Regions from separate parts of the Homo sapiens genome. Here regions 1 and 2 are each linked to region 3. A link is a loop called in an ENCODE intact Hi-C map of the cell type or tissue named here. Cell type or tissue: CD4-positive, alpha-beta T cell. All regions are shown on one strand.

Region 1 (5,000 bases), 440 kb after region 3:
AAATATGCCATGTCTTTAATTCTCTGTGGCTATTTTTTTCTGTATTGTTTTTGTTTTTTTGAGACAAAGTCTCACTCTGTCATCCAGGCTGAAGTGCAGTGGTGTGATCTTGGCTCTCTGCAGCCTCCACTTCCGAGGTTCAAGTGCTTCTCATCTCTCAGTCACCCAAGTAGCTGAGACTACAGGCGTGTGCCACCATGCCTGGCTAATTTTTGCATTTTTAGTAGAGCCAGGGTTTCAGCATGTTGGCCAGACTGCTCTCGAATGCCTGGCCTCAACTGATCCACACACCTCAGCCTCCCTAGTAGCTGGGACTACAGAGCATGCCACCATGCCCAGCTAATTTTTGTATTTTTTATAGAAACGGGGTTTCACTATGTTGCCCAGGCTGGTCTCAAACTCCTGGGGTCAAGTGATCCACCTGCCTTGGCCTCCCAAAGTGCTGGGATTATAAGTGTGAGCCACAGCACCTGGTCCTAATGTTTTCTTTCTTGGAAGACCTAGATACAAAAAGGTGCTGAGGGTTTTTCTGGAAAAACCCTGGGATTACAGGTGTGAGCCACCTGGGATTACAGGTGTGCGCCACTATGCCTGGCCTATCTTTTCTAAACACAAAGCAAGGCTTCACAGATGCTTATTTTTGGTTATTACTTTTCTGTGTCTGTTTGCAAATTCTTTGACATATTTTCTCATGGATGTGCGCTACATCTTTCCAAAAGCATGCAGTCCTTTCCCCACTGCACGCCGTTCTGTGAAAACACACTACCGTGTGTGTGCGAGATGGAGGGAAGTCATTTCAGAAAGGCATTCAACTCCAAACTTTGAATCACATTATTTAAATGTACCAAACAAAGAACAAATGCATTTCTCAATTATAGAACCCATCTGTGAGGTGCTTTCAAAACACGCAGTTGTGCAGCCAGACATTTGATCAAATTCTTAAATCATCTTGAAACAGTAGTTGCCCCCCTGCCCCTCTCCACGTTTGCTTGTGCAATATGATAGCATTGTATGTTTCACTTTTTAAGTTAAATATGTTTTCCATTTACTCCAACCAGCAACAAAGTGATTCCAAACCACTGAGGGTGGCAATAAGCAGTGATAACCGCCTCTCGGAAAGAATTGTCACCAATCAACTTGAACCTTCCAGTGCCCAGGCTGGAATCAGTTTTCTCTGGCTGAAAACAACTACCCCTTCCTCCGGGGAGGTGTAGGCTGGATGCATCATTAGCACCATGTGGAGGAAGTCCTGTTCTCAAAACTCCATAGCTGTAATGTCAAGAAACCAGGAGAGACTTTAGAAGCCATTTGTTATGGGTTGAATTGTGTTCCTGCAAAAGACGTTGAAGTCCCAACCCTCAGTACCTGTGAATGTGACCTTATTTGGAAACAGGGTCTTAAGATGAGGTCATCAGGGTTGGCACAAATCCAATATGGCTGCTGTCCTTATGAAAAGGGGAAATTTGAACAGACAGACACATACACAGGGAGAATGCCACGTGAAGATAAAGGTAGAGATTGGGATGTTGCATCTATAAGTGAAGAAATGGCAAAGATTGCCAGCAAACCACCAGAAGTTGGGAGACAGGAATGAAAGAGATTCTACCACAGCGACTTCAGATGGAACCAATTGCGCAGACACCTTGATCTTGGATTTCCAGCCTCTAGAACCAAGACAATATATTTTTGTTGCTGAAGCCACCCAGTTTGCAGTGCTTCATTGCAACAGCCCTAGGAAATTACCATGCAGTCCACCTAAGTCTACAGATGAGCATCTGAGTCCCATTAATTAGGTAGTTACGGCAAAACTGAGACTTCTTAGAGCCTGATTTGGGGTCCAACAAACTTTCCATTATTGTGTCGCTAAACTCACTACCAAAGGCAATAATCATAGGCCTTGCCTTGAGAGATCACTTAGCATCCCTCTCCAGGGCTTGTTTTCAAATCAAAATCTCCCTCTCAAGCACCAAGGGGCTGAGAATACAAAGACACCCAAGATTCAGCCCTTTCGGCGAGCCGGTCTCCCCGTGGCGAAGGTTTATTTAGCTCCAGTGTCAGGAAGTTTTGCCGAGGCTCTTTGAGTAGAAGAATGGCAGAGGAACCAAAGTTGGTTAATGAGGGGCTGAGATGAAAGAGAGACAGTTGAATCTGTCTTCTTTCTTCTCACCCTCGGGACCAGGGCGGTGTAAAGACAAATACAAGAATACCTTGATAGTCGCCAGTCGCCTCCTCCTCTCTTGAGCGCCCTCTGGTGTTCTCAAGTAAGACAGCAGTAGCTCATTAAGGTTGCAAAGGTGCCTGAGCAAAGGCGCAATTCCTTTATTTAGAAAGCTGGAGGAATTCTTTCGGGTAACTCATTTTCAGAGTTTAATATCCTTCAACTTTCCAAGGACAACAGAGGTAGCAATTCTGAGCTCAAATTTTGGTTTGCTTCCTCACTGTTTTCGGCATTCTTTCTGACCTCAAATTTCACTACCGCGTGTCTTTTACGATGACTTTTTCCTGTTCCACTGACCTTGCCCATACCTCACATACACCGGTTCTGAGAAAAAGGAAAAAGACTCTGACCCCACTTCCCTGGGCACACAGGCAGAGTCGGGCTAGTCTCTAAAGCAGAGTTTCTCAACCTTGGCACCACTGACATTTGGGACCTGACCACTCTCTGTTGTGGGGGCTGTCCCGTGCTTTGCAGAATGCTTAATAGCGTCCCTGGCATCCACCCAACAGAGGCCAGCAGCACCCCCCTCACCTTGTCACAGCTAAAGATATTTCAGATATGGTCAAACGTACCCTTATGTTCCCTAGGAGGTAAAATCACGCCATCGATTGACCTAATGTGCTCTCTCTCAGTATACATACTTTTTTTTTTTTTTCTTGGAGACGAAGTCTCACTCTGTCACCCAGGCTGGAGTGCAGTGGTGTGATCTCAGCTCACTGCAACTTCTGCCTCCCAGCTTCAAGCAATTCTTCTGCCTCAGCCTCCTGAGTAGCTGGGATTACAGGCAGGTGCCACCAAGCCCAGCTAATTTTTTTGTATTTTTAGTAGAGACGGGGTTTCACCATGTTGGTCAGGCTGATCTCGAACTCCTGACCTCGTGATCCACCCACCTCAGCCTCACAAAGTGCTGGGATTACAGGCATGAGCCACTGCGCCTGGCCAGTATACATACTTTAAAAGCACTTTCCCCTCAATGAAAATGAAACTACCACTCAAAGTTCTTTTTGATTTTTGGATGTCATTTACAATTGTGTGTGTGTGTGTGTGTGCATGTGAGAGACAGGGTCTTACTCTATCGCCCAGGCTAAAGTGCAGTGGCACAATCTTGGCTCACTGCAACCTCTGCCTCCTGGGCTCAAGTCTCAGCCTCCCAAGTAGCTGGGACCACAGGTGCATGCCACCACACCCAACTAACTTTTGTAGTTTTAGTACAGAAGGTGTTTCACCATGTTGCCCAGGCTGGTCTCAAACTCCTGAGCTTAAGCAATCCACCCGCCTTGGTCTCCCAAAGTGCTGGGATTACAGGCGTGAGCCACCATGCCCGGCCATCAGAAGTACTTTTATGAGCTAGCCTCTGAAGTCAATACCATTATTCCTTAAATATCCTATTGGTTACACAAGTCAGCTCTGTGTATATGGGAGGGGACTATACAGGATGTGAATGCAAGGAAGTGAGAATTACTAGGGGCCATCTTGGAGGCTGGCTATCACACTGCTGAGATAAGGAGGGTACAAGTGTTTGCCACTAGGGAGTGTAGACAACAAAGTGGCAGTGGTAGGAGTGGATGCAGGTGACTACCAAAGGCTGTGCTGTGGAGTGGATGCTCCTTGCCCAGCTGGGAAGAGCCTTCCTCCATTTTGAATTGCCATTTGCGACCAAGTCCTGTTTATCTCTCTCCAGAATCCAGGAGCATAGCTGTCACTTTGTGTCTTTGACAGAAGCAACTAAACATTGCAGAGGAGACACAGGGTGTCTATCTTCTATCTGGTTACCAGAAAGTCATCCATAAAAATAAGCTATTCCCTGCTCATCAAATCTCCCAGGTGTATGCGCACAAGAAAATGTCCCACAGGACTCCTTCTCATGCACATTTGCTTGTAAGATTTATGCCAGATTTCTCACCAACCAAACCTGCCCCGTCTGCCCCCAGAGGAACAGAAAGCAAAGGATGTTTCCGTTCATTTCTTCTTGTTTCCTTCTTGAATGTTTATGAGATCAGGCCAAAGTCCCCCATGTATCCCAACTCCTAGAAATTATCCCAAATCAACACCAAATGCTGCATAAGTCCTGAGCATCAGCTTTTAGATTTAAGGGTAAGCCCTGATACTACCTGCCATGGGTTGAATTGTATCCCACCAAAAGATATGTTCAAGTCCTAATTTCCAGGACCTCAGACAAATGTGACCTTATTTGGAAATAGAGCCACTGCAGATGTAATTCGGGTGAGGTCATGCTGGAGTAGGGTGGGCCCTAATCCAGCATGTCTGGTGCCTCTATAAGAAGACAGCCATGAGAAGACAGAGACACAAGGAGAAAGCCGTGTGAAGATGGAGGCAGAGATTGAAGTGATGCAGCCACAGGTCACAGCAGGTCCGAGGCCACCAGAAACTGGGAGAGAGAAGAAGGCATCCTCCGTAGAGACCTCAAAGGAAGCAGGCCCTCAAAGAAAGCAGGAGAGATAAGAAAGCCTCCTCCCGTAGAGGCCTCAAAGAAAGCACCTTGATTTCAGACTTCTAGCCTCCAGAGTTTTCAGATAATAAGTTTTTGTGTTTTAGGCCACACAATTTGTAGCATGGCATCTACAGTTTCCACAACTGTGCATTCAACCAGCCACAGGTCGAATATATTTGAAAGAATATAAAAAATAACAATACAACCATAAAAAATAATACAAATTAAAATACAGTATAACAACTATTTGCATAGCAGTTACATTGCGTTAGGTATTATAAGTAATCTAGAGATAATTTAAAATATATGGGAGGATGTGCACAGGTTATA
Region 2 (5,000 bases), 240 kb after region 3:
GTGGGCTTGGCCTTTAGCTGACCACTGGGGTGACCACTGTGGTAACTGCACGGGGCTGCCAGAAAAATGACGTTTTGAGTGGTGTCTCATCTAGACTGCAGGTGCTCACTTACACCTTGCTGGCTGTGTGGTTTGGGGCAAGTTACTAATCCTTTCTGTGTCCCCTCTGTCTCTGTATCTGTCAAATAAATATAATGATTGTACCTAGGTAGTATGTTATGAAGATCAAGTGAGCTTATATTTGTAAACTTCTTGCAGCAGTACCTGGCATATCTCAGGCAGCAGTCGCTGTGATAACAGTGACGGCTAGCCCTTCCAGCAGCATAGTCTGCAGATACCAGTTGTGCTACATACACCTAACAGGGAAACAAGAAGATCTGGCATTGAGTCCTGGCTCACCACTTGATGTTCAGCAAAAGCCTTTAGCTGCCTTGAGCCTCATCCTCCTGCCAGGAGAATGGAGCTAATGACACCTCCCTTACAAAGTTATTGTTAAGATTCAACCAGACCTGCATCCTGTGAGCTGTGGCGCACTCTCTGTGGGTGGCATTGGAGCAGGTGGGCAAGAGGGAAGCATGGCTTTGACTTGGGCTTTGCCTTTGACTGGGGAGCTGACTGCAGCCTCCATCTGGGTATGGCCTCTGGACCACATGCTGTTCTCTCGCCTTTCCCACCCCTCTCCCCCGCGACAATATGCTAACTGGTGTCCTTCTCTACAGGATCCCGCTTCCTGCCAGGTGACAGCAAGATAATCCAGCCACACACTCCTTGCTAATGGGGATTAGGGTGCTAATGGATTCTCCCTCTAGGTTAACATATGCACTTTTACAGAGGGGCCTTCTGGAGATGATGCTGATGCCAGAGAAATGACTCTAATGGGCCAAGTTTGGACGCAGTGGGAGGGACCCTTGCAATGGGCCGCCACGTGCTGTCAGTCAACCCCATTCGCCTCTACATAAAAAGCCTGCCAAACTCTTCCGATGAAGCCACCCCTTCACTCCATTCTCTGTCATATCAATGAAGAAAGTTTTCCTTGGAGGAGAAACAATATATCTCTTAGTCCATTAATCAGTTAATCTGTTATTTACTGACCACTTTGTAAAACCATAATGATAATCATCATTTATTAAGCACCTACTACACACCAAACTTTGTAGTGTTTTATGTATTTCACTTCATCTGGTTTTCACAACCATCACCTCCCCACCTTACAGATGAGCAGACAAGCTTTTTGATTTTTTAAAAATTATGACAAAATACATGTAACATAACATTTACCATCTTTCTTTATTTTTTATTTTTTTAATTTGAGACCAAGTCTCACTCTGTCACCCAGGCTGGAGTGGAGTGGCACAATCTCAGCTCACTGCAACCTCTGACTCCCTAGTTCAAGTGATTCTCCTGCCTCAGGGTCCCGAGTAGCTGGGATTACAGGTGCACACCACCATGCCCAGCTAATTTTTGTATTTTTAGTAGGGACGGGGTTTCACCATGTTGACCAGGATGGTCTCGATCTCCTGACCTTGTGATCCGCCAGCCTTGGCCTCCCAAAGTGCTGGGATTACAGGCGTAAGCCACCACGCCCAGCCAAAATTTACCATCTTAACCATTTTTTAAGTGTATAGTTCAGTGGCATTAAGAACATTCACAGCCAGGCGCAGTGGCTCATGCCTGTAATCCCAGCACTTTGGGAGGCTGAGGCGGGTGGATCACCTGAGGTCAGGATCTCGAGACCAGCCTGACCCACAGGGCGAAACCCCATCTCTACTGAAACAAAAATTAGCTGGGCGTGGTGGCACTTGCCTGTAATCCCAACTACTCGGGATGCTGAGGCAGGAGAATTGCTTGAACCAGGGAGGTGGAGGTTGCAGTGAGCCGAGATTGTGCCTCTGCACTCCAGCCTGGGCGACAGAGCGAGATTTGGTTTCAAAAAAAAACAAACAAATAAACAAAACGTTCACATTGCTGTGCAACCATCACCACCATCCAGCCATACAAAACTCCTCTGGTCTTGTAAAACTGAAACTGTGTACCCATTAAACAGTAACTCCCCACTGCCTGCTCCCTTCAAACCCTGGCAATCACCATTCTACTTTCTGTCTAGGAATTCGACTCATCTAGATACCTGATGTAAGTGGAATCATATAGTATTTGTCCTTTCGTGTCTGGCTTATTTCACTAAGCATAATGCCCACAAGGTTCATCCATGTTGTTGTATGTGTTGGAATTTTCTTCCTTTAAACGTATATCTATGCTACCTTTTTTTTTTTTTTTTTTTTTTTTGAGATGGAGTCTTACTCTATTGCCTAGGCTGGAGTGCAGTGGTACTGTCTCAGCTCACTGCAACTTCCACCTCCAAGGTTAAAACGATTCTTGTACCTCAGCCTCCCAAGTAGCTGGGGCTACAGGTGTAAGCCACCCCACCTGGCTAATTTTTGTATTTTTAGTAGAGACAGTGTTTCACCATGTTGACCAGGTGGTCTCAAACTCCTGACCTCAGGTGATCAGCACCTGGCCTACATTTTGTTTTGATGGACACTTGGGTTACTGCCACCTTTTGGCTATTGTGAATAGTGCTGCTCTGAACATGGGTGTGCAAATATCTCTTCAAATCCTTGCTTTCTATTCTTTTGGGTATTTACCCAGAAGTGGAATTGTTGAATTATATGGTATTTCCATTTTCAATTATTTGAGAAACGGCCATACTGCTTTCCCTAGCGGCTGTACCATTTTACATTCTCACCTATGGTGCCCAGCGGTTCCAGTTTCTCCCTATCCTCACCAACACTTGTCATTTTCTGGTTGTTTTGTTTTGTTTCTTATTGTAGCCCTTTTAATGAGTATGGAGGAGACGAGCTTCTGATTGGATGCTAAGGGGCTGTAGTCAAGCTTCTGATTGGATGCTAAGGGGCTGTAAAGTAGTCAAGCTTCTGATTGGATGCTAAGGGGCTGTAAAGTAGTCGTGTCCTCGCGCCCTTGTGAAATAGTTACAGAGCCTGCTACACTATTCCTTTGATACAGAGAACAGTAAGTCACAGCATATAAGCAAGGGTTAGATGGAGCATCCAGAGGACGATGGCAGGGAACAAAAGAGAAGTCCTGAGAAGGATCGTGGGACCAGACCAGGCTTTGTGGAAAGCATGGGGCTGAACTGTGCCCCAAGGGTGCAGAGAAGGTGGGGAGTGTGTTCCAGGAGAGGGGGCCACCGGAACAATGGTGTGCAGATGGAAACTGGTCCAGCTACTAAACTGAGAGGGACAAAAAGAACAATAGCGTTGACAGGGATACGTGGCAAGACAAGCCTATTTCACCTGGACTTTCCTGCTGAACTCCAGACCTTATGAAAGCTCTGATAACAGCTGGGACATCTGGTCGTGCAATCCGTGGTGAGGAAGGAGAATCCAGGCATTCTTTTAGCCCAGTAGTGAATTCGAGCGATGCCAGAGGGGAGTCATCTTGGCAGTGTGATACTCCCAGGGAGTAGGAGTAGGAGGATGTGGCGTGGCGGGGGCTGTGAGAGTGCCTGTGCAGGCTGCGAGGGGTGCCAGGGTGGCACTGTATACACACTGAAGGACAGGTCCAATAACCAATACGGGGTGTCTGTAGATTCTGAATGCATAGAAAACAACATTATGATTATTACTTTACAGACTGGAGATGGCTTTAATAATATTATATATATTTAACTGTTTCTGGACCTTATGAACATCATGTATGTTAAGGTCGATGAGGGAACCAGGTTTCTCATCAATGAAGAAGGGAGTTACACATGTGGAAGGGAAAAATCCTAGAATAAGCCCTTTGGTGTTGGACTGGAATTGGAAGTGTCAGTGTCAACTCGTATATAAATGTAGCCTAGTTCCGTTCACTGGGAGGGCCTGGGAACAGTGCCACCCGGGAGCAGACAATACATCAGTGCTCAGATCTTGGTTCCTAAAGTCCCCACTTAAAGGAACCCAAACTCCTTGGAGAAATGGTCAATTCCAAGGCTGGATGAGGAGTCAGGGAAAGTACAAGATGAAGCTAGAACGTCTTGTGCCAGGAAGTAAAGAAGGGCTCAAAGAATTATAGGCACATGTCCGGAGAACCCAGAAGCCAGAGTGAAGGAGCTCCTACCGGCCAGAACTGGGATAATTGAGGCATAAAAATGAATAACGATAGGAGCAGAGTATCACCTGATAAGTAAAATAAGTACGCTTGAGTTCCTACCGATATAAACAAACAGATGAATGTATAAGTGGAAAAAGCAGAATTCTAACTAATATGGCGGGGCACAGTGGCTCACAACTGAATCCCAACACTTTGGGAGGCTGAGGTGGGAGGGTTGCTTGAGCCTAGGAGTTTGAGACCAGGCTGGGCAACATAGTGAGACCCTATCTCTACACAAAAATTACTAATTCCAACTAATAAATATTAGGAAAGTGATGGAATTAGAAAATCATTTATTGGCAACCATCATAATCATCCAACGAAGAAACACTGGTGGATATTAAAAACAGTGAGTGAAGTCTGATGAGGAATGGGATATTTGCAAAGGCTCACGTACCTCCCCACAAGATCCTTGTATGTTACAAAGGGGGAAAAAAGTAACTTTACAGCGGAGGCACATGGACAACATCACCTTCATTATTTCGTTTACATGTAAGTCACCAGGACTGGGGTAAATTAAAATTGTGTGCCACTTGGCCAGATACAAGATGAACCCAGCATCACTTCTATGATGATGTTTCTGCCAAAGACATCCCTGACCCTCATAATAAGGCATCACCTGAAAAACCTACACTAAGGAACATCTACGGAATAATTGGCCTATTATTGTCAAAAGTGTCAAGGTCATGAGAGATAGAAACTGTTCTAGATTGAAGGAGACTAAAGAGATGGGACAACTCTGTGTGATGAGCAATCCTGGATTGGGTCCCTTGCCTATAAAAGTTTAGTGAGATTGAAACAACTAGAGAAGTGTGGATGGCATTTGAGAATGAGATGATAGTATGTACCGA
Region 3 (5,000 bases):
GGAATGTCCCAGGCTCCACACAGCGTGTGTGTATACTGTATCGCCTTTATAGAGAATCTCAAATCTCAACAATCCAGTTGTCCCTTAGCTATGTTGCTGGAAGTCCAGGCTTTGGCTTTTGAAAGGCTCCTTCTCTTCCGCCATTTCTTCAAAGGGCTCCTGGGTGGGGAGAGAAGAGCAGATGGGAAGCCTAGGCAGCAAAGCAGGGCTCACACATATCCTCAGAAATGCACCTGCTGCAAGCAGCCCTACTGTTGGCTGTGCCCTGCCTTCTCTGCTATGTTGCTGTTGGCTATGCCTTCTCTGTGCTGCTGACACTGCTGCTGACTGCTCCGGCTCTTTTGCCAGGTCTTTCAGACAGAGTCCCCACAGTTCTTTCAGCACTGCCTGCTTAGTCCCATCGCTCCTGGGCACTGGAGAAGCAAGTGAATGATAGAGGTTGGGCCAAGGGGTAATTAGGTGGAGAATGTTCTTACAGTCTACAAATTCTGCCACCCTTTCTATCGCCAGCCAGCATCTGCATTCATGAGACATTCGTCAAAAGGGGCTGAGTTTTCTCTTCCTCCAGTTAAGATCCCTTGCAAGAAGGGAGCTGTACAGATGGGTTTCTGGACCTCATGTGAGTCAAGAGGTGACTGGTCATCTGTGTCTGTCAATTCTCACAGTCCAGGGACTTTCAGGGCACCATATTCAGAGCAGGTGAGCACACAGTGGCTAACTATGAGTCTCATTTCATACCTGTCAAAATGCTGCGGTGACTGTGGTCACTGCCATGAGGATGGGAAATTTTTAAGAGCATGGAAAAAAAAATCCCAGAAAAACTGGCAAATTGGAGAAAGTAGAGAAGGTGGCTGTGCTAGATAGAAAGGAGAGTAAATAAGGAAAAGGGCAGGTTGAGCACAGTGTGATTGCTGGGAGAAAATGAGGGACCGAGAGGTGAGCGGTGCCCACCTCTGGAAGGTTTTGTTTGTCCCCTACATGGGATGAGTGGCGCTGGAGGAAGACAAGGTGGGAAGGAAGCTCCCTCCTCCAGGTGCCTCCGGAAGCCCAGTGCTGATGTCGCTGAACACGAAGGGAGAGTGTCACTGTCACGGCACCAGTGGCTTCTTTGTGGCTAAATCCAAAGGGTGCATTTTAGCTCTTTCCTTCCAAAAGCAGTTGATATTTTCAGTGTCATTCAAATTTATAAGAAAAAAACTTATTACCTTTTAAAAAGATCATTATTAATTATTATTATTATTATTATTATTATTATTTGAGACAGGGTCTCACTCTGTCACCCAGGCTGGAGTGCAGTGGCGCAGTCTTGGTTCACTGCATCCTCTGCCTTCTAGGTTCAAGCCATTCTCATGCCTCAGCCTCCCAAGTAGCTGGGATTACAGGTACCCGCCACCATGCCTGGATAATTTTTGTAATTTTAGGAGAGCTGGTATTTCACCATGTTCGACAGGCTGGTCTTGAATTCCTGACCTCAGATGATCCACCCGCCTCGGCCTCCCAAAGAGTTGGGATTACAGGCATGAGCCACCGCAGTCGGCCAAAAATTATTTTTAAAAGATTATTTTAAAAATATTATTTTCTTGTGTCTACTCAGGATTTTGTCTGTAATACTAATTTTCAAGTGTCTCCCGATTTTATCCTACTTATAATTGCATACTATCAAGTGTAGTTGTGTCTCAGCCCCGGAATTTTCTGTTTAAATATTCTTCCTGAAATAGAATGTTTTTACATAATCAACAGCTCATTTATTGCCCAATTAAAAAAACAGCCTTATCTAGGTATAATTTACATGCCACAAACTCATCCATCTTAAATGTATACATCAATAATTCTTATTAACTTCAGAGTTATATAAATACTACCACAATCTAGTTTTAGAAAAATTTTTGTTTAACTTTTTGAAAACACCTTAAATGAAATTAGCATTAGAGAAAAAAATATGTCTATTTTAAAAACCCTGAAATTTGAACTTTTTTTTTTTTTTTTTTTGAGATGGAGTCTTGCTCTGTTTCCCAGACTGGAGTGCAGTGGCACGATCTCAGCTCACTGCAACCTCTGTCTCCTGGGTTTAAGCGATTCTGCTGCCTCACCCTCCCTAATTTTTGTATTTTTAGAAGAGATGGGGTTTCGCCATGTTGGCCAGGCTGGTTTTGAACTCCTGATCTCAGGTGATCCACCCACCTCAGCCTCCCAAAGTGTTGGAATTACAGGCGTGAGCCATCTTGCCCAGCCTGAACATATTTTTTAAATGGTGTGTTTTTTTCTTTCAATGACACTAGCTTAAACTAAGCCATTTGAACTCTTATTTTAATGGATCAACTATTTGATCATTTATTTAACATCATGTGATAGTTAATGTTATGTGTCAATTTCACTAGGTTATGCTACCCAGGCATTCGGTCAGACATTATTCTAGATGTTTCTGTGAAGATGCTTTTTAGATGTGTCCTAATTTTCTGAATGGTGGCTTGGACCAGGGTAGTAGCAGTGGAAGTGGTAAAAGTGGTCAGAGTGGAGGTATTTTGGTAGCATGGGTGCGATTTCCTGACAGATAGAATGCGGGTCATGAGAAAGGCAGGAGTCAGGGGTGGCATAAGGTTTTTGACCTTAGCGACTGGAAGGAAGGAGTGGCTACTTATGTTGATGGGAAAAGACTGAAGAGTGGGACGGTTTGATTTGGTTTAAAATCAGCATCAGCACCTCCCATTTTATAATGGAGGACTTGTGTGTGTGTGTGAAGGAAAATGTGTCTTGGTTGAGTGCAGTGGCTCATGCCTGTAATCCCAGCACTTTGGGAAGCTGAGACAGGAGGATCACTTGAGCCCAGGAGTTCAAGACCAATCTGGGCAACATAGCAAGACCTTGCCTCTATTGAAAAAAAAAAAAAGTGACTGAAGCACATGACCCTAGAATCATCTAGATAATACTGCAACTATGAACTGCGCTAGAAGCTGCATGCTCATCATTTCTCTTTACAATGTCCCTGTGATACCGATGTGAGCATGAGCATGCCAAGTTTATGTTTATTACTATAATTATTATATAATACTTACCAAGCACTTCTTGGGGTTTTAGGTACAGAGACCTAAAGTTATTTGCCCAAAGTCACACGGCCAGTAGGTGGCAGGGCTGGAATTCAAATTGGGTTACTGTACCCTGGAGTCCCTATCCCTTCAAGACATTGTTTTGTGCCTAATTGCGAATCTGAACTTTGTACAACCTCCAAAAGAAATACTTGATAATAATTCTGAATCATCCATTTCCACACTCTAGGGGGGTGAACTAAGTAATTTTTTTCATATTGCAACTGTTTGCTTTTAAGTTCTACAAATAGAAAAAATAAGCATTTCCCTATTGAAGAGGAAGTGTAACTGGACACTACATGCTTTGCTTAGTCAAGGGGAAAATTTAATATAAAAACCACTATACATTTGAGGAAGTGGGTCAAGAGGCTGAAAGGCCAACAAAGAATCAGAGAAATGTATGCTTCTCCATAATAATTGTTTACAGTTGAAGGAAAGTCCCAAAAGCAGTATACATCCCAAATTTCTACTTTGTCCAAGTCAAAGATCCTTGAACCTGGCAATGAGTAGATGTGCACCTTATAGGGCATACAATACACTCACACAGTTTGTAGGATGAACAAATATACTCGGTCTTCTTTCTTTCAACTTCCTTTCCCTGAAGTGACAAGCAGCAACAGAACTAGGAAGACCCAGCTTTGCTTCATGTATTTATTCTTGATGATTATTGTCATAAAGATGTGAGTTTCAGGAAGTAGATACCAGCCAAACTGGTACAGAGCTGGTTACAGAAGGCAGCTTTTGGGTATAATCCCAGTTTAATTTTAGAGGAAAACACGTGCAACACAAATGCTTTATTTTACCAACTTGTTTTCCATGCAGTTATGATTTTAATGAAATCAAATAAACTCTTCTTGCTCAGGGTGAATATATACTTGAACTTCATAAATAATCATTTCAGATGAATTCTCCCAGTTTCGAAGAAACTGGTCATCTGGTAGCAGAGCCTGCTTACTATTCCCCAAGGGGTCTGCTCACCACACTGGCACCTCCTGCCTTTTGCTTGTCTCTCTACTGGTTCAGCCAACTCTGGGCATAAATCCCTCCCTTCATTTTCCAAAGAGATAGTGGTGACAAGATTACAGCTTTAATGTGACTTCCCTGAAGGTTTATGGGTAAAGGAAGGGAATTCCTACCCAGGCAGTCACTTGTTAATGCTGCCATGCTGGGGCCATGCTTGGAACCCACAGGAATGAACTCAGGGCCTTGAAGGGCCTCCTGTCTGCTAAGGAGCCAGGCCAACCTCTTCAGAATCACAGTGCCCTCAGGCAAATCTCTCACCCTGGTAGATGCCCACGCACCTTGAGATCAGAGGGAGGGAGAGGTGCCTCCCTGAATCAGGGATTATGGATTCCTTCAAGTCTTCATTTCCTGGCCTGAAGTTCATTTCATTTGCTTCCCAGGAGGGCTGAGGCTCACTCTCGTTGTTTTTTTTTTTTTTCGGAGTCTCACTCTATTAGCAGGCTGGAGTGCAGTGGCGCGATCTCGGCTCACTGCAGCCTCCGCCTCTCAGATTCAAGCAATTCTCCTGCCTCAGGCTCCCGAGTAGCTGGAACTACAGGTGCGCACCACCGCGCCCAGCTAATTTTTGTATTTTTAGTAGAGACGGGGTTTCACCATGTTGGCCAGGCTGGTCTTGATCTCTTGACCTCATGATCTGCCCGCCTCAGCCTCCCAAAGTGCTGGGATTACAGGCGTGAGCCACGGCGCCCGCCCATTCTCATTTCTTTTTTTTTTTTTTGAGACGGAGTCTCGCTGTGCCTCCCAGGTTGGAGTGCAGTGGCGCGATCTCGGCTCACTGCAAGCTCCGCCTCCCAGGTTCATGCCATTCTCCTGCCTCAGCCTCCCAAGTAGCTGGGACTACAGGCGCCCACCACCATGCCCGGGTAATTTTTTGTATTTTTAGTAGAAACGGGG

Evidence for each region. Peaks named below come from ENCODE experiments on the same cell type or tissue, not always from the same donor. Only the 100,000 strongest peaks of a DNase experiment are listed, where the experiment ranks them.
Region 1: it touches region 3 in a loop (4-fold over the local background); 10 of 110 quality-filtered maps call a loop at or near these places.
Region 2: a loop joins it to region 3, with 3 times the contacts of the local background. A loop is called at or near these places in 2 of 110 quality-filtered maps.

What each region holds. Positions count from the first base shown.
Region 1 is chr21:32,937,871-32,942,870 of GRCh38, reverse strand. No RefSeq gene overlaps it. Among named protein-coding and RNA genes, the nearest start is that of LINC01690, 19 kb to the left of the region's middle. In CD4-positive, alpha-beta T cell, CTCF peaks have their summits at 2,060 and 2,261 (motif pointing left); a DNase peak (open chromatin) is centred at 2,240.
Region 2 is chr21:33,129,810-33,134,809 of GRCh38, reverse strand. No RefSeq gene overlaps it. Among named protein-coding and RNA genes, the nearest start is that of LINC01548, 38 kb to the left of the region's middle. In CD4-positive, alpha-beta T cell, a CTCF peak has its summit at 2,618; no DNase peak of the experiment used is centred here.
Region 3 is chr21:33,372,959-33,377,958 of GRCh38, reverse strand. No RefSeq gene overlaps it. Among named protein-coding and RNA genes, the nearest start is that of IFNGR2, 28 kb to the left of the region's middle. In CD4-positive, alpha-beta T cell, CTCF peaks have their summits at 2,919 and 3,119 (motif pointing right); a DNase peak (open chromatin) is centred at 3,138.